Regions from separate parts of the Homo sapiens genome. Here all the other regions are linked to region 5. A link is a contact called in ENCODE Hi-C or POLR2A ChIA-PET data. All regions are on one chromosome and are shown on one strand. The core of a region is the stretch at or near the end of the contact, and the rest is flanking DNA. Distances in the headings are between cores, read along the strand shown.

What was found. A loop is a pair of places that touch in the nucleus more often than their neighbours do. ChIA-PET counts read pairs that join two places held with the same protein, here RNA polymerase II (POLR2A). Pooled maps may share reads with other maps.
Region 1: a map of naive thymus-derived CD4-positive, alpha-beta T cell shows a loop between it and region 5 (31-fold over the local background). The contact joins the promoter of CENPV here to the promoter of MIEF2 in region 5. A Hi-C loop is called at or near these places in 1 of 168 maps with a recorded cell type or tissue (naive thymus-derived CD4-positive, alpha-beta T cell). POLR2A ChIA-PET finds 5 or more read pairs at or near these places in 2 of 52 experiments (HEK293 and WTC11).
Region 2: a pooled map shows a loop between it and region 5 (7-fold over the local background). The contact joins the promoter of MPRIP here to the promoter of MIEF2 in region 5. A Hi-C loop is called at or near these places in 1 of 168 maps with a recorded cell type or tissue (psoas muscle) and 4 of 50 pooled maps. POLR2A ChIA-PET finds 5 or more read pairs at or near these places in 1 of 52 experiments (HEK293).
Region 3: a loop to region 5 is called in a map with no recorded cell type, with 27 times the contacts of the local background. The contact joins the promoter of FLCN here to the promoter of MIEF2 in region 5. A Hi-C loop is called at or near these places in 2 of 37 single-sample maps with no recorded cell type and 6 of 50 pooled maps.
Region 4: a loop to region 5 is called in a pooled map, with 18 times the contacts of the local background. The contact joins the promoter of UBB here to the promoter of MIEF2 in region 5. A Hi-C loop is called at or near these places in 4 of 50 pooled maps. POLR2A ChIA-PET finds 5 or more read pairs at or near these places in 2 of 52 experiments (BJ and HEK293).

What each region holds. Positions count from the first base shown.
Region 1 is chr17:16,351,256-16,354,952 of GRCh38, reverse strand. It overlaps CENPV (centromere protein V), which reads left to right and starts at 1,484. Exons shown (of 5, transcript NM_181716.3): 1 at 1,484-1,926. The coding sequence starts at 1,517. RefSeq lists silencers at 1,275-1,424, 1,485-2,094.
Region 2 is chr17:17,041,207-17,044,947 of GRCh38, reverse strand. MPRIP (myosin phosphatase Rho interacting protein) reads right to left here and starts at 2,491. Exons shown (of 24, transcript NM_001364716.4): 1 at 1,977-2,491. The coding sequence starts at 2,099. It overlaps LOC124903938 (a long non-coding RNA gene), which reads left to right and starts at 2,623. Exons shown (of 3, transcript XR_007065644.1): 1 at 2,623-2,677; 2 at 3,040-3,167. RefSeq lists silencers at 499-793, 2,467-2,926 and an enhancer at 605-1,804.
Region 3 is chr17:17,235,828-17,239,881 of GRCh38, reverse strand. FLCN (folliculin) reads left to right here and starts at 2,714. Exons shown (of 14, transcript NM_144997.7): 1 at 2,714-2,970. RefSeq lists a silencer at 1,768-1,953 and an enhancer at 2,388-2,497.
Region 4 is chr17:16,379,461-16,383,593 of GRCh38, reverse strand. It overlaps UBB (ubiquitin B), which reads right to left and starts at 2,503. Exons shown (of 2, transcript NM_018955.4): 1 at 2,410-2,503; 2 at 854-1,692. The coding sequence starts at 1,686. The coding sequence ends at 997. RefSeq lists an enhancer at 2,524-2,803.
Region 5 is chr17:18,257,701-18,261,947 of GRCh38, reverse strand. It overlaps MIEF2 (mitochondrial elongation factor 2), which reads right to left and starts at 1,286. Exons shown (of 4, transcript NM_139162.4): 1 at 1,211-1,286. FLII (FLII actin remodeling protein) reads left to right here and starts at 3,210. Exons shown (of 30, transcript NM_002018.4): 1 at 3,210-3,320. The coding sequence starts at 3,258. RefSeq lists enhancers at 1-356, 357-977, 1,599-1,728, 3,338-3,839, 3,839-3,918 and silencers at 3,119-3,518, 3,529-3,668.

The DNA of each region.
Region 1 (3,697 bases), core at 235-2,734, 1.9 Mb after region 5:
ACAACGACAAAATGGCAAGGTGGGGCTCGGTGGCTCACGCCTGTAATCCCAACACTTGGGGAGAACTAGGCGGGAGGATCGCTTGAGGCCAGGAGTTAGAGACCAGCCTGGGCAACATAGGGAAACCCGGTATCTACAAAACAACAATAGCAACAATTCGCTGGGGCGGGGGGGGGGGGGGGGGGGCGCCGCCTGTTGTTCCAGCTACTCAGCTACTCCAGAGGCCCAGGCGGCAGGATCGCTTGAGGCCAGGAGTTCTTGGCTACACTGAGCCGAGATCCCGCTACTGCACTCCAGTCTGTCAGATCCTGTATGGAAAAAAAAAAAAAAAGACAAAATAGTTAAACTATGCCTTTAATTCAATAAACTATTAAACTAACAATACCATGAAGAAAATCAGAATAAAGAAGAAAGATAGGCTGACGCAGGAGAATCGCTGGAACGGTGAGGCGGAGGTTGCGTGAACCGAGATCGCGCCACTGCACTCCAGCCTGGCGACAGAGTGAGACTCCAAAAAAGAAAAAAAAAAAAAAAAAAAAAAGAAAGATAGGCTGGGCCCGGTGGCTCAGGCCTGTAATCCCAGCGCTTTGGGAGGCCGAGGCGGATGGATCACCTGAGGTCGGGAGTATTCGGCACCAGCCTGACCAACATGGTGAAACCCCGTCTCTACTAAAAATACAAAATTAGCCGGGTGTGGTGGCGAATGCCTGTAATCCCAGCTACTCAGGAGGCTGAGGCAGGAGAATCGCTTGAACCTGGGAGGCGGAGGTTGCGGTGAGGCGAGATCGCGTCACTGCACTCCAGCCTGGGCAACAAGAGCGAAACTCGGTCTGAAAAAAGAAGAAGAAGGAGAAGGAGAAGAAGACTATCTGGGTTCCATCAACGATTCTCGTGCCTTTTGTCTTTAAACTTTGGTGCTGCCTTCATCAAAATCATACTAATGAAATTCGACGCGCGGGTCATTCATTTAATTAAAATGAAACCCCAAATCTGTTGACTATTGGTATCCTCATGACACTGTTCTATAATGTGACAGAAAAGACGAAGGTGAAGAACTATGGTTTCGGCCGCTGTTACACAGGAGGTAGCAGGTGGCAGGCCGTTTACACAAATTAGCTCGTTTTTGGAGACGAAGTTACCCCAGGCTGCCCGCTCGGATGAGCCTGCGAATTCAGGCCCAACCCAGGCCCCTCCAGGTCGGGAAGGTACGAAGAGCCCGCTGGATTCACACAGGGCAGGGGCGCCTTCGCAGGTGCGAGTGGATTCTGGGTATCGCGAGCGTAGGCCCAGGCGCAGCCCCTCTGCCTGCGGGACTGAACAGGCAGGTGCGTCCCAGCGGCCGGGCGGGCCGGGTCTCCCTCCTGCGGGCAGGCGCCGCGCTGCGGGGCGCGGCTGGCGGAGCGGGGCAGCCGGGCGCAGCGCCCCCTGGGCCTGAAGACTGGCGGGCGGCGGGGGCGCGCGCAGGCCGGCGGGGGCGCGCCGCGCTGCGAGGCCTGCGCGCCAGGCTGCGGGAGCCATGCGGCGATCGAGGAGCTCTGCGGCCGCCAAGCTGCGCGGGCAGAAGCGGTCCGGGGCCTCCGCGGCCCCCGCGGCCTCCGCGGCCGCTGCCTTGGCACCCAGCGCCACCCGCACACGGCGCTCCGCTAGCCAGGCCGGGAGCAAGAGCCAGGCGGTGGAGAAGCCGCCGTCGGAGAAGCCGCGGCTGAGGCGCTCGTCGCCGCGGGCCCAGGAGGAGGGCCCGGGGGAGCCGCCGCCGCCTGAGCTGGCGTTGCTCCCGCCACCGCCGCCGCCGCCGCCGACTCCCGCGACCCCGACGTCCTCGGCGTCCAACCTGGACCTGGGCGAGCAGCGGGAGCGCTGGGAGACGTTCCAGAAGCGGCAGAAGCTTACCTCCGAGGGTGCCGCCAAGCTCCTGCTAGACACCTTGTGAGTGCGGCGGGCCGGGGGGCGCGGGAGCCGTTGCCACGCGGACCCCCTCGGCAGGAGTCGGGCTCGCAGCCCGCGTGCAGGCCTTGGGCGCCTTTCAGCTCTGAGCCTTCCACGTTACGGAGCCGACGCGGCTCCCCCGTTAGCACTGGGGTTATTCCTTAATTCTAAGGGCGGCGGGGCGGGGCGGTGCTTCTAGGGCTGTGTGGCCTGGGAATGGAAAGGGGGCTTCGTCCGGAGCTTGAGGGCGCGCGCAGCCGTCTTGGGACACAAAGAGTCTTTCCCGGCCATAAGCATCGTGCTCGGGGACGTTGTCTCTTGCTGGCGCGCAAAGGGTGTGGGGGCCTTTCTTAGTGAAAAGAACATAAATCCCACGGCTTTCTCTTACCCGAATCCCCTTTTTTTTTGTGTTTGCACACGTGTTTTTGAGGGTGGGTGGAAGGGAAAGGTAGAAGCGTTGAAGGAAGCATGAATAGTTTTGAACTCACTGGGAAGCAAAATCCCGTCATTGTTCCAGGCACTGCCAGGGAGGGAGCAGGGGGCGGAGGTTATTGATCCGGGAGAGAAGCGCGCGCGAAGAGATGCTCCGGCCTCGCGCGGCGGCGGGGATACCTACGTAGGGAGGCTTTTATGTGCTCAGCCAGCTAATGCTCCCTGCCGCTCGCCCTCCTGGCTGCTCCGCAGTCTTTTAGATGGCCCGAGGAGCATCTCGAGTGTCCGCGATTTGGGAAAGAGCTTTTAACTGGGCTGTTAAAGGGCTGCCTTCTTTTCTCCAAATGCGATCTGGATTCCTGCCTCGGGGAACAGTTGTGCTACAGAGAGATATTTTAACGCCCTGATATTATATTTCAGTGTCAATTTTACGAATTAAAAAGAACAATCAAAACACTAGGGGGAAAAAACCGACAAGAATAACCTAGCAATTGCATAACCTGAGAATTACTTCTTTTCTTGAACATGTTCCTTTGAGCTTCTTGCGGAAGAAATTCTCTTAGGATGAGTCGTCCCCGACAGAAGATACATATTTGGTTTTCTGTGTGCTTCACTTTTTGGTTTTTCATCTTGGACTGCACACTGAATTTTTAAAAAACGTTCATCCATCAAACATTTGAGCACCTATAGGGTGACGGCTGCCTCTGGGCAGAAGGAATACGAAGATCCTTAGGAATGTAAAACTCATGGTGTCTTCAAGGCATACAGAAAAAAAGAAGAATGTAAAACTCAAATTTGAGATAAATTTTTATTTTAAGACAAACTGATAAATGGTCAAGAAAAAGTTTTAAAATATTGACATAAAAAAGCTGTTTTTCTCCCACTAGATTGCCATGACTTTGTACTTATAAAGTCTACTAAATTATATTCAAAAAGTGTGTATAACTGTACCATTTTCGTTAAAATATTGTGTAGAAAAAAGTTTGGGGGAATATATAACAAATAATTAACTGTAGATCCCTCTGGGTGTAAAGATTACAGGAGGCTTTCACTTTGAGCACTCTCAAATAGTGTGAAGTTTGGAGTTTTTACAATAAGCATTATGTGTGCAGAAAAAATTAAAATACATAAACGTAAAGAAACATGAAAAAATGATCAGTCTTAATCATGCAAATTAAAACTGCAGTGAGCTATTTTTCCTATAATTATTGCCTGAGACTGTACAGTGAAATGTTTTCTCATTTATTTATCGGGTAAGGGTGTTCAATCCTTTTGGAAAGCGATTTTAAGACATTTATCAGATCTTAATGTTCATTTCTGAGTTTGGCTTATATATAAG
Region 2 (3,741 bases), core at 1,242-3,741, 1.2 Mb after region 5:
AGATCCCAGGAGGTAGAATGCTGGGCTAACCTCTCCCAGCACAAATAACCCCACTCATTATTTCAGAAACTACCATTCCAGTTGTGCCCTGAAGGTCTCAGGCCTGTTTCAAAACCCACAATTCAACTTTGAATACAGTGAGAGTACAGTATTTTAAGTTTGCCTCTCCCCGTGAATCCAATTAATAATCAACAGATTAAAAAAAATCTTAGCAGATTGGACTCAAACATGCAGATTCCATCCTAGTTTATCTAAGCTTAAGAATTCGAAAACAGCCCCTATGAGGTGTAAATTTACCAATTTTGACAGTTGCTTAGAATAACCAGGAAACTTACAAACCTCTCTCAGAACAACCCTTGCCCAGAAACTTCTTAAAGTGGCAGGTTTTTTTGGTTTGTTAAATTGTAAGAGAAAAAAGTTTCATAAAATATCATTTCTTGCTTTTCACAAATGCTCAGTGAAGGAGGTAAGCCAGGGACCAGGATTCCCAATTTACAGATAAGGAAATTAAAAGATACAGAAGTAAAGGGATTTGTTCAAGGTCACACAGCTGGAAGTGACAGCCAAGACCTGAAGCAAAGTCTCCTAACAACTCCTCATCGCATAAACTGTTTCATCCAAAAAAGCATCCAGATGAGAAGAAGGAATCAAGTTCTCCTTTACACTCCAAAACACCCTCCGAGGTAAATGAGTTCTATCCGTCCCAAGCTGACCGTCCTTAAAACCCTTGGTATCTTAACCATCTATGACTTTGCAGCCTTGAGTGTTTCGTTAAGCTTTTGGGGTTTAGATGAAAGGAATCTTTTCCTGGCAGTTGGAAACCTGACCTCAGAGAAAGGCCCCGTGCCCCAGGCCGTAACCCCTGCCCCACCACCCTACTCCAGTCGGCCATGTAAACAAGTCAAACCCTGGGTGCACTGAAGTGGCATTAAAAACAACCAGGCCCGTTCACTCGTTTTCAGTCTAAGGGGTTCTTCTGCGACAGGAGTGGCTACAACTAGGTCACACTGGACTGGAATGTGAAGGGACTTCCCCTGGCTTCATTCAGGAGGCTGAGAGAAAGCTCTGAAGAGGATGGAGATGATGGCCGTGGGGAGGGTACCGAGGCACATCCCAAGGAGGTGCACACAAGGCTCGGAATCCTGGAACACTAGGAGTTCAAACAGCAATCACTGCAGGGGTTCCCAAGGGCCATGGGGGCTGCAGCCAAGCCTCTTGGAGCCTTTCATCAATACAAATTCCCCATCTCCCCAGTCACTCCAGGGCGGGGGCCCCAGAACTCTGTGTTTAATGGCTATGACTCTAATGCACGTTTGGGAGTCATAACTAGTTCAAAGCCCTGTTTGACAGTTAAGGCTGGGAGACAGAAATCAACTTTCCCGAGGACCCACAGGTCTCCTCACCCCTCGGCCAGTGACCAGGGAACTGGTCCCAGCTCCCCGCTAAACTACGGCCTGCCAAACTAAGTTCAAGAACAAGACCCTCCTCGCCAGATTTGGACACCCCTTCACCTCTCTCCAGTGCTTGACAGTGACGATGATTCAGAATCGGGGCAGGCTGCGTCCCACTAGACGGAAGCCCACAGTCCTCCCCAACAATCCGACCCCTGGGCCACTCTGGCTGGACAAATCCAAGTCCAGTCCCAAGCCAGAATCTCAGGGGGGTCCCGTCAAGCGGCATGCAATCCCTAAGCGCTTTGTTCCTACTAAGCGAAACCAGGCACTTTTGAGTCACCCAAAAAGCATGAATCACACAGCCGGGCAATGGGAACGGGAAAGGATGTTATTTTTCGGCATACTCGAGGATTTTCCCTTTGTCCCAGCTCTGTCAATGCACTTCCCGTCCCCGTCCCCATGCCCCAGGACTCGCGCATTTCCCTGCTCCATTTTTATTTTCCCTGCAGCCCTTGGCGGCGCCCCGGCCGCCGACCCGCGGCTCCCAGAACGGAGGTGTCCGGGCCGGCCCCAGTCGCTCACCTGCGTCAGGTCCTCGTCGTTGAGCAGATGCGACTCGCGGGGCTTGAAGCAGTTCTGACACTTGCTCTTGTTGAAGATGTTGGCCTGGAATTTCCTGCACGGGTTCTCCTTGGCTGCCGACATGGTCGGCGCGGCGGCGACGGCGGCGGCGGCGGCGGCGCAGGCCTGGCCGGCCTGGCGCTCCCGGCGGGCTAGGGGCTCAGCGCGGCCGCGCCGCATCCCTCGCCGGCCCCGCCGCAGGCCCGGCCCGGCCTCCTTCCCGGCGGGCGGTTCGCTGCACGCGCCGAGGCTCCTGAGCCGCCCGGGCCTCACAGCGCGCGCGACGCCCAGCTCCCGCCCGCACCGCCGCCGCCCGGCCGCCGCGGGCCCATGGACGCGGCCTCGGGCCCGCTGCTTCCCGCTGCGGCCCGCCTCTCAGGCTCCGGTCGCCGCCGTCCCGGCTCGTCCGCGCCGCCGCAGCTGCCCTCGGCGCCCCGCGGCCGCTGCAAATGGGACCGGAGCGCCTCACGCACTACGGGGGCGGGCGGGCGGGCGGGCGGGCGGGCGGCCGGGCGCGGGGAGGTGCCGGGGCGTACGGGGCGGGGCCGCGCCCGACGCGATCGGCAGCCCCACCGGCCAATGGGGTTGGCGCGCTCTCGCTAACAAAGGAACCTCTGGGCCAATGGCAGTCGGGGGCGGGACCGAGGGCCGCCGAGCGCAAGGTAAGTTGTGCAGGCCGGGAAGGTGGGGGCGCCGGCATGGGACGTTCAGGTTTGGTGGACTGGCGCCGAGGCCGGCCGGGCTGACAGCTGCAGGGCCCGGGCGGGGGATGCGGGGGAAGGCGGAGCCGACCTCAGGCTGCCTCTCTGCAACCCCCTCGCTCCCAGGCTCGCCTTCCCGCGCCCACGCTGTACACCCAACGGAGGCATCTTCCCCAAGCCCAGCTCGGAGAGGATTAGTTTAGCACCTACTGTGTACCAGGCCCCCTCGTAGGAGTCAGTTAGCGTCGGGAAGGGCTGGATACTCCAAGGGCTCGCTCATTAAAGGTTCGCAACCTCTCCTTTCTCATCCCCATTTTACATAGGAGGAGACTGAGGAGCAGAGAAGTAACAGCGGGTAGTATTTCAAGGGATGACTAAGAGAAGATGTCAGCGGACTTGAAGAGCTGTCAGCTCCATTAGGGGAGATGAGCGAAGGCTGACTCTCTGCCAGGTGCTGAGCTAGGCATTCTTTCCCCCATGATGTGCTTGAGGAAATGAAGGGTCAGACACCTGGAGTAATTTGTGTAGGATCACTCTGCTAGGAAGGGGCCGAGCTGTCACTCCCGTCCTCCATTGTCCAGCCTCCTGGCCAAAAGACAACCTGGAAAAGGCTGTCAAAGGCTCAGGCAGAAGGTTGCAGGAGCCCAGAGAGGGGAGAAATGCGCTCTTTAGAAAAATTCGGGTGGCTTCAAGGAGGAGGGGAAGTTTAAGTGGACAGTGAGAGGGTTGAGTGTGGCTGGAAGTGGAGATAGGGGAAGAAGGAGCAAGAGGGATTGGAAGAGGGCTCTATCACCCAGGCCTTGTATTCCAAGCCCAGGCGTGCACATGTCATCCCACTGGCAGCTGGGAGTCATGGTGAGTCTTTAAACAGGGGGGTGAGCTAACCCAGCCTTCACGGAGGAGGTGACATTGGAGCATGTGGTAGTGGCAGCCACAGCAGCTGTCGCTCAGGGAATGGAGGAGGTTTTAGGAGGAGAAGTAGCAAATGCTTCCAGAGCTGTGTACTTTTCCACGGATCATCTGGT
Region 3 (4,054 bases), core at 1,465-3,964, 1.0 Mb after region 5:
GGAAGTGATTGATCAGTTTGGATACTCAGCTATAATGAAGCCTCTTGGTTTAGCAGTAGTAAGAAGGCAGAAAAGCATCAAAAAACCTTAATTCTGATTGAGCCTATTTCAGTGGTGGAAAAAAATCTTAATTCTGATTGAGCCTGTTTCAGTGGTGGAAAAAACACATTCTGGATTGTATGCATGCCAGGCAGTAACATATCCAGAGCTTCTGGAATCATTTCATACAATTTCCATTATGGGATAGAAGCTTTGAGATTAGCATTGCATTTCATTTGGTTGTGAATTGTTGAACATTATTGGTATCTGTGCTTTCTGAACATTACTGCTGAGTTTCAATTATCTTTCCCATGAGAATGGGCACATTTTCCGACTTCTAAGATGTCCCTTTTGTTGCATGACCTTGAAAGTTTTTATACCCCATGAGAGCCCAATTTAAATAACCTTTGGTACAATTCACTGAGGCAAAGATTTGGCAGTTGTTAATTTTTTTTTTAAAGATTTATAGGTTTATTTAAGAAAGTACCTCCAAAAGAGGTAGGTGGCTGAAGCCAGTGGTGTTGGGAAAGATGTTAATGGCCTAAATTGAGCCCAGGTGTGGTAAATGCACATTGACTTTTACTGAAAATACACTAGTTGAATAACCTTCCGCCATTAGCCTATCACCATGGAAATAAGGATAATCTGAGCAAGGTGGTGAACTCCACTAACAAACTGAAAAAGGTAATTCCTGGAATTAAAGTTACAAGGTGAAAAAAACCTTGTTCTTGACTTAAAAATCTCATTAACAAACATTAGTTTCAAGAACTTGAACCCGGGAGGTGGAGGTAGCAGTGAGCCGAGATCGCGCCACTGCACTCCAGCCTGGGAGACATAGCAAGACTCCGTCTCTAAAATAAAATAAAATAAAATCACCCTGTAACTTACTACCTCCTCAGAAATTAAGTTTGCGCTGTCCAACAGCAAGAGGAATTCGCTTGATAAGAATAATTAAACACATAAAGGCAATGCCTAACCTCGTAACGCCACCCCATATTCCTTAATCTTTACCAAGCCACTATAAGACGGCAGAAAACACAAGCTGCACTTTCGTTCTTTTCTCGTGTCCCGTTTTCAACAGACCATGGATTTTTTTTTTTTTTTTTAGATGGAGTCTCGCTCTGTGCCAGGCTGGAGTGCAGTGGCACGATCTCAGCTCACTGCAACCTCTGCCTCCCGGGTTTAAGCAATTCTCCTGCCTCAGCCACCAGAGTAGCTGGGACTACAGGCGTGTGCCACCACGCCCAGCTAATTTTTTTTGTATTCTTAGTAGAGAGGGGGTTTCACCTGTTGGCCAGGATGGTCTCCATCTCTTTACCTCGTAATCCGCCCACCTCGGCCTCCCAAAGTGTTGGGATATTATAGGCGTGAGCCACCGCGCCCGACCAGAACATGGAAATTTAAAGAGAAAAAAATAAGTGACTTCTGATTTCAAAAACACAACCACCCACTTTTCTATTCTATTCCTGGTGAGCACATTCTGGAGACTCTGCGGCAACCATAGCCTCGGCCGCGGCGGAAGGCTCCGGGGCGGCCACACCTCAGGGGGCAGCCACACCTCAGGGGGCAGCGCGCACAGGCGGGTCAGGCTCTGATTCCCATCTCTCTCCGGTCTTCACTGGAAGGACCCACACTACATCACAAACTAATGGCTTTACAATTAACTTCTAAGTAGCTAAATTTAGTAATGGGCGCTCTAGTTTTAAAAAATATTATTCAGGCCGGGCGCGGTGGCTCACGCCTGTAATCCCAGCACTTTGGGAGGCCGAGGCTGGTGGATCACCTGAGGTTAGGAGTTCAAGACCAGCCTGGCCAAAAGGGTGAAAACCCGTCTCTGCAAAAATACAAAAAATTAGCCAGGCGTGGTGGCGGACGCCTGTAGTCCCCAGCTACTCGGGAGGCTGAGGCAGGAGAATCGCTTGAACCCGGGAAGCGGAGGTTGCAGTAAGGCGAGGTCGCGCCACTGGACTCCAGCCTGGGCAACAAGAGCGAAAGCGAAACTCTGTCTCAAAAAAAGAATATTATTCAAAAACTGATTTTCACATTTTTAAAAAAGACCCACTGAGGGAGGAAGACCGAATCCCACACATGCGCGCGCACAGCGGTTCCGAGTTCTGCAACCAACCTCCCACGGGCGCCGCGCCTTCTCCGCGTCACGTGACGGCCGTCTCCCGCACCTTCCATACTCTCAATGTAGGGAGAGGACGGGTTCCATCAGCAATTTAATAAAAACCATTGGTGAAGCAAAAAAAAAAAGCCTGCCAACCTCTTATAACGTTTTTTCTTTATTTTTCTCTTTTATGTGGACAGGAAGCCTTAGGTTGGCTATATTTACCCTCAAATCTCTTTTTAAAATGATTTTTAAGTTTCAGCATACTCCCGCGCTTAATGAAATGGTTTCCCCCAGCATCCCCAGCTGGTGCGGTCTGAACCATTCGGAACTTCCCAGAGGGGGGCACCGGAATAGGGGCGGTGGAAAAGGGTAATTGTCGGGCAGCGGCCCCTGCTTCCCAGTCAGACCTCGGAGTTGTAGGACTCGGACTGTGTTCCTGGGCTTGCGAGAGCTAGGGAGGCCCGGCTCTCCTCGCGGTGCAGGACGCGCTCGGACGGCTCCCGCACCCCCACCGCAGTGTTGGGTGGTGGTACGGCTCAGGGAGTCACGCGCCTGGGTGTCGGCGGGGCTGCGGGACCGCGAGTGAGTGTGGTCGCTCCTGGTTCTGCCAGCTCCCCTGAGAGCCTGAACCCGGGCTTGAGAGCCTCGCCACCCCGGGTGACATCCCTGCCGTGGGCTTGGGGGCTCTGGGTGTGATTCCGCCGGTCCGGGTCCCGCAGCGACCACCTACCCAGCGCAGTCAGGGGCGGGGCTGGGACCCAGAGCGGGACCCCGGCTGCCGAGTCCAGGTGTCCCGCGGGCCTCGATTTGGGGAGCAGGTAGGCGGGGGTCTGAGGGGTTGGCGGAGGGGCATGTCCGAGTTTTCGTTGGTCCCAGGTGGACGAGTAATGGGGGAGGGTTTAGGGCCAGAGTCCAGGGCGTCGCCGAGACCCTGAGATTTGAAGATAGGTTGGGGGCACGCCCATTAACCAAGTCTATGGGGATGAGGACTGTGATCTCATTTGATGTTGCCATGAAACGGGACTGTTTGCCTTCCCTTCTCCCAGGTTTTGTCTTCGCTCTGTTTGGAGGAGAGGGTGTGTGTCATCCTCTTCTCCCAGTTTGGCGTTCAGGAGGGTCCTCTGATGCGCTAATAGGGTAGCACCGTGTCCTCCAGGGAGGGTGGAAGACCGCGCTTCTCTCCAGTTGAGAGTACTGTCAGTCGCGTCCTTGTCTCCTGGAAAGAATGGATTGGCTTGTGGATTGAAGTCCAAGGTGTGGTCACTAGCAGTCTCTTCAAGTGGGGACACAGGGCAAGGAGGAGCTTGCTGGAAGTAGGTTCTGGCTCTCTAGCCTTTGGCCACAGCCAGTTTAGTGCCAGATTATCACCGTGGTCATCAAGTAATTGAGTAATAGTGGCAGGTGACACTGCGTTTGCCCTTCTAGTGTCCTATGTCAGGGAGCTCTGTGAATGGAAATCCAGGGAAACGGTGGAAATAGAGCCACAGTGAGAGTGGATCTGAACTGGCAGTCATCCCCTGCAGAACTTTTCACCCTGGGCTTGTTGGGATCCCAGCTGCTAACTTAATGAGGCTCCCCAGTGGGAGACTAGTTATAGAAGCTGTGTGTCCACTGCTGGTTAAGATCCGTTATAGTGCTTTGTTTATTTAGAGTGCCCTTACTTAGTGGCCTCTTTAATTCTCCACGGTGCTATGAGAACACCATAGGAAGTAGGGTTGAAATAGGGCCAGGGCGCACCACGGGTGGTGGTGAGGTCACTGTCCAGGTCTGGGACTCAGCCATTGTGGGAGGGGGACATGAACAGACACTCTACCACATCAGGGAATTTGAATACTGTCTTTGGATATGTTGATGAAGAGACTGTCAGCCAGGGCATTTCGGCTTCCTATGTGGGTTCTGGAA
Region 4 (4,133 bases), core at 1,254-3,753, 1.9 Mb after region 5:
GTGATTAGCTGCTGCTTGGCTCATCAGTTAAAGCATATACAGCAAAGAGACAAGATTATGGTCCCATACTACCACCCAGGTTAAACACTTTGGTGTAATACACTACAGAGCAATAAACACACAGCTCATAGTCACCCAATTAATTGCAGAACTGAAAGCAGTTACGTTACCACTATTCAAGCAGCCTCAATCAAAACTTTGTTTCTCCAGCAATCCTTGATTAGGTCTCAACAGGCACATTTGCTTTCCTTCAATGTAAAGAAAATGCCTGCAATCACTTGAGCCCAGGAATGATAGTGAGCTGTCATCGTGCCACTGTATACCAGTCTGGACTACAGAGCAAGACCATCTTTTAAAAAGCCTGCATATCCAACTTTTTGAGATGTTGTCTTGCTCTGTCGCCAGGCTGGGGTGCAGTGGCACGATCTCGGCTCACTGCAACCTCTGCCTCCCAGGTTCAAGTGATTCTCCTGCCTCAGCCTCCCGAATAGCTGGGACTACAGGCAGGCGACACGACGCCCAGCTAATTTTTTTCTTTTAGTAGAGACAAGGTTTCACCATGTTGGCCAGGGTGGTCTCCATATCTTGACCTCGTGATCCGCCTGCCTCGGCCTCCCAACAGACTTTAAATTCGAGCTTCAGAAAGTTTGCCATTTACCCAGGATCCTAACTTGTAATGACTTAAACAGCAAAGAAGGCTCTTGCCCCTCAGCCCACCCAAGTGTATACCAAAGTCAAGTGACTTAACTTTGAGCACATTACCAATCTCAAAATTAAATCCCTAAACATTTTCACCAGTTTTAAGCGTACCCACACATCACTAGAGAATTTCATGACAAAACACCAAGTATGCTACCATGCAACGAAACCTTTATTAACATTTTGAACAGGTTCAGCTATTACTGAAACTTGTAATTTCTAAACTTAAGTTGGGGCAAATGGCTATAGTGCAGAGTAATGCCATCACTGGGCACTGCGAATGCCATGACTGAAGAATTAACAGCCACCCCTCAGGCGCAGGACCAGGTGCAGGGTCGACTCTTTCTGGATGTTGTAGTCAGAAAGAGTGCGGCCATCTTCCAGCTGCTTGCCTGCAAAGATGAGCCTCTGCTGGTCGGGGGGGATGCCTTCTTTATCTTGGATCTTGGCCTTCACATTTTCGATGGTGTCACTGGGCTCCACCTCCAGAGTGATGGTCTTGCCGGTCAGGGTCTTCACGAAGATCTGCATACCACCTCTCAGACGCAGGACCAGGTGCAGGGTCGACTCCTTCTGGATGTTGTAGTCAGAAAGAGTGCGGCCATCTTCCAGCTGCTTGCCTGCAAAGATGAGCCTCTGCTGGTCGGGAGGGATGCCTTCTTTATCCTGGATCTTGGCCTTCACATTTTCGATGGTGTCACTGGGCTCCACTTCCAGGGTGATGGTCTTGCCGGTCAGGGTCTTCACGAAGATCTGCATACCACCTCTCAGACGCAGGACCAGGTGCAGGGTCGACTCCTTCTGGATGTTGTAGTCAGAAAGAGTACGGCCATCTTCCAGCTGCTTGCCTGCAAAGATGAGCCTCTGCTGGTCGGGGGGAATGCCTTCCTTATCCTGGATCTTGGCCTTCACATTTTCGATGGTGTCACTGGGCTCCACCTCAAGGGTGATGGTCTTGCCGGTAAGGGTTTTCACGAAGATCTGCATTTTGACCTAGTTTAAAAGTAAAACATAAGCGTGTCACCTCAGGATCATTGTATTTCTTGCTTTTACACCTAATATTCTTCAAAATTAGCAACTATTCCTTCAAAATGCCTTAAATACGTTAATATTCCGCAAGCCTCCCCTCAATTTTACAAGGCTAAGTCACTTAATACGAAATTCGTCATTCAAGGTTTCAACGTCAACAGCGGAAAATCCAGAGCGCTCTCTTACCAAGCGTCCACAGCTTTCCCCACTAACTGTTCCGGATATTCAAACTCCCCCGACCGAACTCCAATCTGCCTCAAACCTAAGCACGGTGTTAGGCAAACTGAAAACAAAACCAAACCCACAAGACTCGCGAAATAAAAATCCCATTGAAACACAAGAAGGGGCACCTTTCTCACACTGGGATTCCAAAGTAAAGGCTTCCAGAAACCACACAAACTACCTCTTTTCCGCCTTCCCCGCGAAGTAAACTCGACAGAATCGCCGATCGGTTAGGCGTCCGTTAGTTTCCGTCAACGCGCGCGCGCGCCAACCGCCCTCGCCCCCCTCAGGTCAACAAGGCCCACTGTCCCGGAAAGGCCCAGCGCCGCGTCACCTCGCCCTCCCCTCCCCCACGCCCTCCCCTCAGCGGCCCACCCAACCCCAAGAAGCCTCCACCTTGACCTCACCCATTCCCCCCTCTCACACCCCCCCAAGGTCGTTACGGCTGCGGGCCAGTACCTGTTAGCGGATACCAGGATCCTGCCAATCACCAACCACGTCCACCCACAGGGACACAAACAAGCTCACCCAACAAAGCCAACCGCCCCTAAATGCTCCGGGCTGGCGGAGCGCAAATTTATGCAACGAGTGTTGCGTCACTTATCACCCCTCACGTAGACGCCGTCTCCGTGCGCCGCTGAAAGTAGTTCGCCGCGCCCAACCTCCCGAGAGGCAGTTTAGGCTTTTCAACTGAGCCCCAAATTCCTCATAGCCGTAAGAAAGGCTCCTAAAAAATTATTTCCCTTCTCCTCTATGCGCTTCTCTTCCTTCTTTAGGAAAATATAAGAAAATTATCAGGCGGATGAATTTGAGTTGAAGAAACCTTCCTCGAAAGCTCTGGAAACTTCCTTGCAGCGCCGGCACTGATTGGTTAGGCCTGCGAAGGCGAGGTCGGCGCTGATTGGTGGGGGACGCGGTGGCTCTGTTGTTGCTGGGCTCCACCTGGGGTGGCTTAGCGCCGAGGTTGCTAAGTAACTGAGCGCGCGTGCGCCGCACAGGCGCGCCGTCCTGAAAGAGGGTATTTCCGGCGGGAGAAGGAGGGGGGGTCTTTCCTTTTTTTTCTTGAGACGGAGTTTCGCTCTTGTTTCCCAGGCTGGAGTGCAATGGCGCGATCTCGGCTCATCGCAACCTCCGCCTCCCGGGTTCAAGCGATTCTCCTGCCTCAGCCTCCCAAGTAGCTGGGATTACAGGCATGCGCCACCACGTCCGGCTAATTTTTTGTATTTTTAGTAGAGACGGGGGTTTCACCATGTTTGTCAGGCTGGTCTCGAACTCCTGACCTCAGGTAATCCACCCGCCTCGGCCTGCCAAAGTGGGCCGCCGCGCCTCAGAAGCGGGACGGCGTGGCACCCGATATCGAGACACCTGATGGTGATTGTGAAGCACAATTCCCTCTCCCATGTTTTAAAAACGCGCGCCCCTGGCCGGGCGCGGAGGCTCACGCCTGTAATCCCAGCACTTTGGGAGGCCGAGGCGGGTGGATCATGAGGTCAGGGGTTCAAGACCAGCCTGGCCAAGGTGGTGAAACCCCGTCTCTACTAAAAATACAAAAAAATTAGCCGGGCGTGGTGGCGGGCGCCTGTAATCCCAGCTACTTGGGAGGCTGAGGCAGATAATTGCTTGAACCTAGGAGGCAGAGATTGCAGTGGGCCGAGAATGTGCCACTGCATTCCAGTCTGGCGACAGAGTGAGACTCTGTCTCAACAAACAGACAAACAAAAAACACGAGCCCCTCATACACTGGCCAGTTGTTTTTGCTTTTTTGTGACAAAGTCTGGCTGTGTCCCCAGGCTGGTGTGCAGTGGTGTGATCACCGTTCACTGCAGCCTTGACCTCCAGGGCTCAAGTTATCCTGCCACCTCAGCCTCCCAAGTGGCTGGGACCGTGGACCACGCCTGGCTTTTTAATTTTGTATTTATTTTTTGAGACGGAGTCTCACTCTGTCACCCAGGCTGAAGGCCAGTGGCGTGATGTGGCTCACTGCAACCTCCACCTCCCTGGTTCAAGCGATTCTCCTGCCTCAGCTTCCTGAGTAGCTGGGATTACAGGTGCGTGTCACCATGCCTGGCTAATTTTTGTATTTTTTAGTACAGATGGGGTTTCACCACGTTGGTCAGGCTGGTCTCGAACTCCTGACCTCAGGTGATCTGCCTGCCTCGGCCTCCCAAAGTGCTGGGATTACA
Region 5 (4,247 bases), core at 37-2,536:
CCCAAGCTGCCCAGGCAGGCCAATGCAGATGTGCTTGTCAGGGTTGAAGCCCCTTTGGCAGGGCAGAAAGGGCTGCCCAGTGCCTCTGTACAGGGGGCTCTCTGGGCCTCTCAGTCTTGGGACAATGTGTAGGTAGTGGTGGGTGATGCTTCTCAACTGCCGGAAGGCCAAGCAACACAGAAAGTAAGGTGAAGGCCTGGGCCCCAGCCTGTTTGCTCACCTGTAAGATGGCATAGGCAGCAGTGAGGGGCAGATGTGGGCAGCCTTGAAGTGTGTGGCTGGGTGGGGGCCAGCACTTGGGAAGTGGAGGCAAAGATCTCCTAGGGCCCAGTCCACATTCCTCACGTTCTGCGAGGGGGACACTGCCCTCAGGCCCTGGGAGCTGAGAAGGGCTGGGACCTTAGGACATCAGTTAGACACCAAGCAGAACTCTCCCGGGGAGGCCTGAGCAGATGACCATGAGGTCACAGCCTGCCCGGGCACCAAGGACTTCTACCTGCCCTGCCAGAGTGTGGGTGCCAGGGGCCCAGTTGCCAGGTGACCAGATGCCTGGAGTAGCTGAAGCCTGAAGCGCTGTGTGACTCAGCCCCGTACACCCGCCCATTCGCCCCAGACTAAAAATAAGACGGTCTCTGGGGCGATCCCAGGCCAACCGGGTGACCCGCCACGGCCCCAGGGCCGGTTTCAATCTCCTCATCGGTGACTCGGGGATCAATACTGCCACCCGCCCCCAGAGAGACCAGGAATCTACTTTGCAAACTGTAAAGCGCTTTAAATACTCCCAACCTGTCTAAATTGGGACTCAGCCCCATCTCTGGCGGGGTCGCGCAGGCCTCAGTCCACAGCCTTCCAGCTCCGAGAAGCAGGAAAGGGCACGGGTGGCTGAAAATAACCCAAGTTTGCGCAGCGGGGCCCTGGAGGCCGTTTGGCCTTCCCTCCTCCGCCAAACCTGCCTGCCCTGGGCCCGGGCGGAGCAGGCCGCGCAGCAGCCCTAGGTGGGCGGGTGACGCCCCGTTCGCAGGATAAACCAAGAGACCGAGAGGGGAAGGGGGCTGGGCTAGGATTCGAACGCTGCCCTTGGTCCCCCAAAGGTCCCCTCCCCGCCTTCCCCAGCGGTGATCGCGGGCCACGCCCCCGATCTGCGTTCCGTCGCGCGCCAAGCCCCGAGCCCGGTGACCCTGGGGGCCGCCCCGCCGCGCTCCAGCTGTACCTGCGTCGCAGCTTCCGCACGACGACCGGAGGAGGCAGCGGGACCACGGCCCCGGAGCTCAGACCAGCCTGGGAATGGAACGTGAAGGACCCTGGAACCCAACGACTAGGGCCCCGGGGGCAGCCGCGGACTTCGCAGCACGCAGACAAGCAGGCCCTAACTCCAATCGGAGCGCTCGAGTCCAGCGCACAGGTGCCAAAATACTGCGCGGTTCAGCCAATGAAGGGCAGGTCCCGCCCCCCAGCCGACAGCCGCACTCCCTCTGGGGCGGGACTCCCTGACGCAGTCTGGATTTAAAGGTGCAGGGCTGCATTCCGAGACCGCGAACAGGTGACGTGACAGGCGACCCTCCAGGACGTCTGTGCGTTGTAATGTGAGCCTCCGGTGTGGAGGAAGCTGTCTGGGCCCCGTTCCTTCTGGGGACCAGGTAGAGAGGCTGCACATGGCTAGAGGCCCGGCACATCCAACCTCTTAGGTCACCTCTGCGAGAGAGTGTCTTGGTGGCCTCATTCTTACCTGTGGGCCTGAGGGGCACAGCGCCTACCCCTGCCACCTGCTCTGTGCGAGCTTGTGTGGGCCATTCTCCACCTGGGCATCAGTTTTTCTCCTGTAAAATGGGGACACTAGACCCCCTCCTCCCCTGCGAAGGATGGTTGGGCATATAACAGCTGTGGCTCATTTATTGGGGTCCTGCTATGTGTCAGCCAGGGCGAGCCCCCTTGAACAGCAAGGACCAAGACGGATGCTTCTCTTCTGGAGCCTCCCTTTGTAGGGGGGTACGAGCACAGGGGTGCTGACACTAAGTGGGAATAATAACCTGGCGCACAAAACAAAACAAAACGGAATAATAACCTGCCACTCACTGAGCGCCTGCTGTATGCTGCGAGCTACACGTGCATTCTTTGTTAATTTGCTCATGGTGACAACCTTAGAAAGTATTTTACAAATGAGGAAACTGGGTAGGGCGCGGTGGCTCACGCCTGTCATCCCAACACTCTGAGAAGCTGATACCAGAGGATCACTTGAGGCCAGGAGATCAAGACCAGCCTGGGCAACATAGCAAGCACCCCGTGTCTACAAAAAGTATAAATAAGGCCGGGCGCGGTGGCTCACGCCTGTAATCCCAGCACTTTGGGAGGCCGAGGCGGTTGGATCACGAGGTCAGAAGATCGAGACCATCCTGGCTAACACGGTGAAACCCCGTCTCTACTAAAAATACAAAAAAAAAAAAAAAAAAAATTAGCCGGGCGTAGTGGCGGGTGCCTGTAGTCCCAGCTACCCGGGAGGCTGAGGCAGGAGAATGGCGTGAACCCGGGAGGCGGAGGTTGCAGTGAGCCGAGACTGCGCCACTGCACTCCAGCCTGGGCGACAGAGCGAGACTCTGTCTCAAAAAAAATAAAAAATAAATAAAATAAATAAATTTAGCCAGGTGTGGTGGCCTGCGCCTATAATCCCAGGTAGTCGGGAGGCTGAGCCCAGGAGTTCGAGGCTGCAGTGAGCTATGATCACACCACTGCACTCCAGCCTGGGCAGCAGAGCAAGAAGACCCTGTCTCAACAAAACAAAAACAACACATGAGGAAACTAAGTCCAGAAGCAGGAGAGCTAGGACCCGAGGATCCAGGTGTCTCACTACCACCGGTCAGCCAAGTACAGGCACTTCCTGGGCCTCTGCGCCCCGGGGCCGAGGTTTAGAATCTCTCTGAGGTCAGGGCCAGCTTCATGTGCTGCAGCAGCGCAGGTGACGGTGCCTCGACCAGCGGCCGTTACGGCCCCTGCCCTGGGGCGCTGGGACTTAAGCCTGGAGATCGTGGAAGCCTCCAACTCCAGCACAGGGGGGGCCCGCACTCCTTGGTGCCTCCGCAGTCTTCGAACAGACGGGGAAACTGAGGCCCTAAGAGGCCTAAAGCCTACACTTCCCCGCGGAATGCGGCGGGCGCGGGCGGGTTAAAGGGGCGGGGCCGGCGCTGGCCCAGCCCGCGGCTCCCCCCAGCGCCCTCGCCCCGGCGCTCCCTAGCCCGGCGCGGCCCGGCAGCGAGAGCGGCGCCATGGAGGCCACCGGGGTGCTGCCGTTCGTGCGTGGCGTGGACCTCAGCGGCAACGACTTCAAGGTGAGCCGGGCCGGGCGCGTGCCGGGCCTCCCTGCAGGCCTTCTCTTCCGCCCGGCCCGCTTGGCCTCCGCTTCCTGTCCCGCTCGGCTCCAGGCCCTGCGTGTCCCAGGGACTGCGGCCGGGGCGGGGTGGGGCTCTCCCCTGGCCAGGAATGGACCTCCGAGGCCTCCGCCCAGTGCCTGTACGGGGAGACCGAGGCTGGGCAGGCCGGGGACGGACGCTTGGGCTCGGAGTCCCGCCGGGGGCCCGGCCGGGAGCCCCCACCCCGCGTCCGTGTTCTCGGTCTAGGCTGGATGGTGGCCTGGGGATCGGGCGAGCCTCCCCGCCCCTCTGAGGTCACACGCCCAAGCCAGGCCCTGACTCAGGGATGGCTGCCCGGCTGCCCAGGGGCGGGTGTGGAGCCGACTCATCACTGCCCTCTCCCCGCCACCGCCACCCGCCATACTGTGTGATCCTGGGCCTCTCAGATCACTTCCCCTCTCAGAGCCTAGGCTTTCTCAGCCGGTGAAGGGGCTTAAAAGTCTCCTCCTTGGACGCAAGGAGTATAGTGAGATTTGTTGGTGTGGAGAGTGTGTCAGGCCGGTGTGCCAGGTGCTGGGTGGCAGTTGTCTGAGCAGCTGCTGGACTGAGAGAAAAGGGACCGGAGCCCAGCCCTCCGCAGCCAGTGGGTGGGGCGGCGGGGTGGTTCCAGGACTCAAGAATGAGACAGGCATTGCCTGACCAAAGGGGAAGCAGAGAAAGAGAGGGAGGGAGAGCTGGCTGGAGGGTCAGCCTCACCTTCAGGGTGGGTGACTGGCAGGGTCGGCCTGGGTTGTTGGTCTGGGGCTGGGGCCGAGGAGGCAGGTTTTTCCTGCGTTTACCTGCCTGTGTACACACCTTTGACCCCAAGTACAAGTGGCTACACCACTTTTCCCTGACCCCATCCCC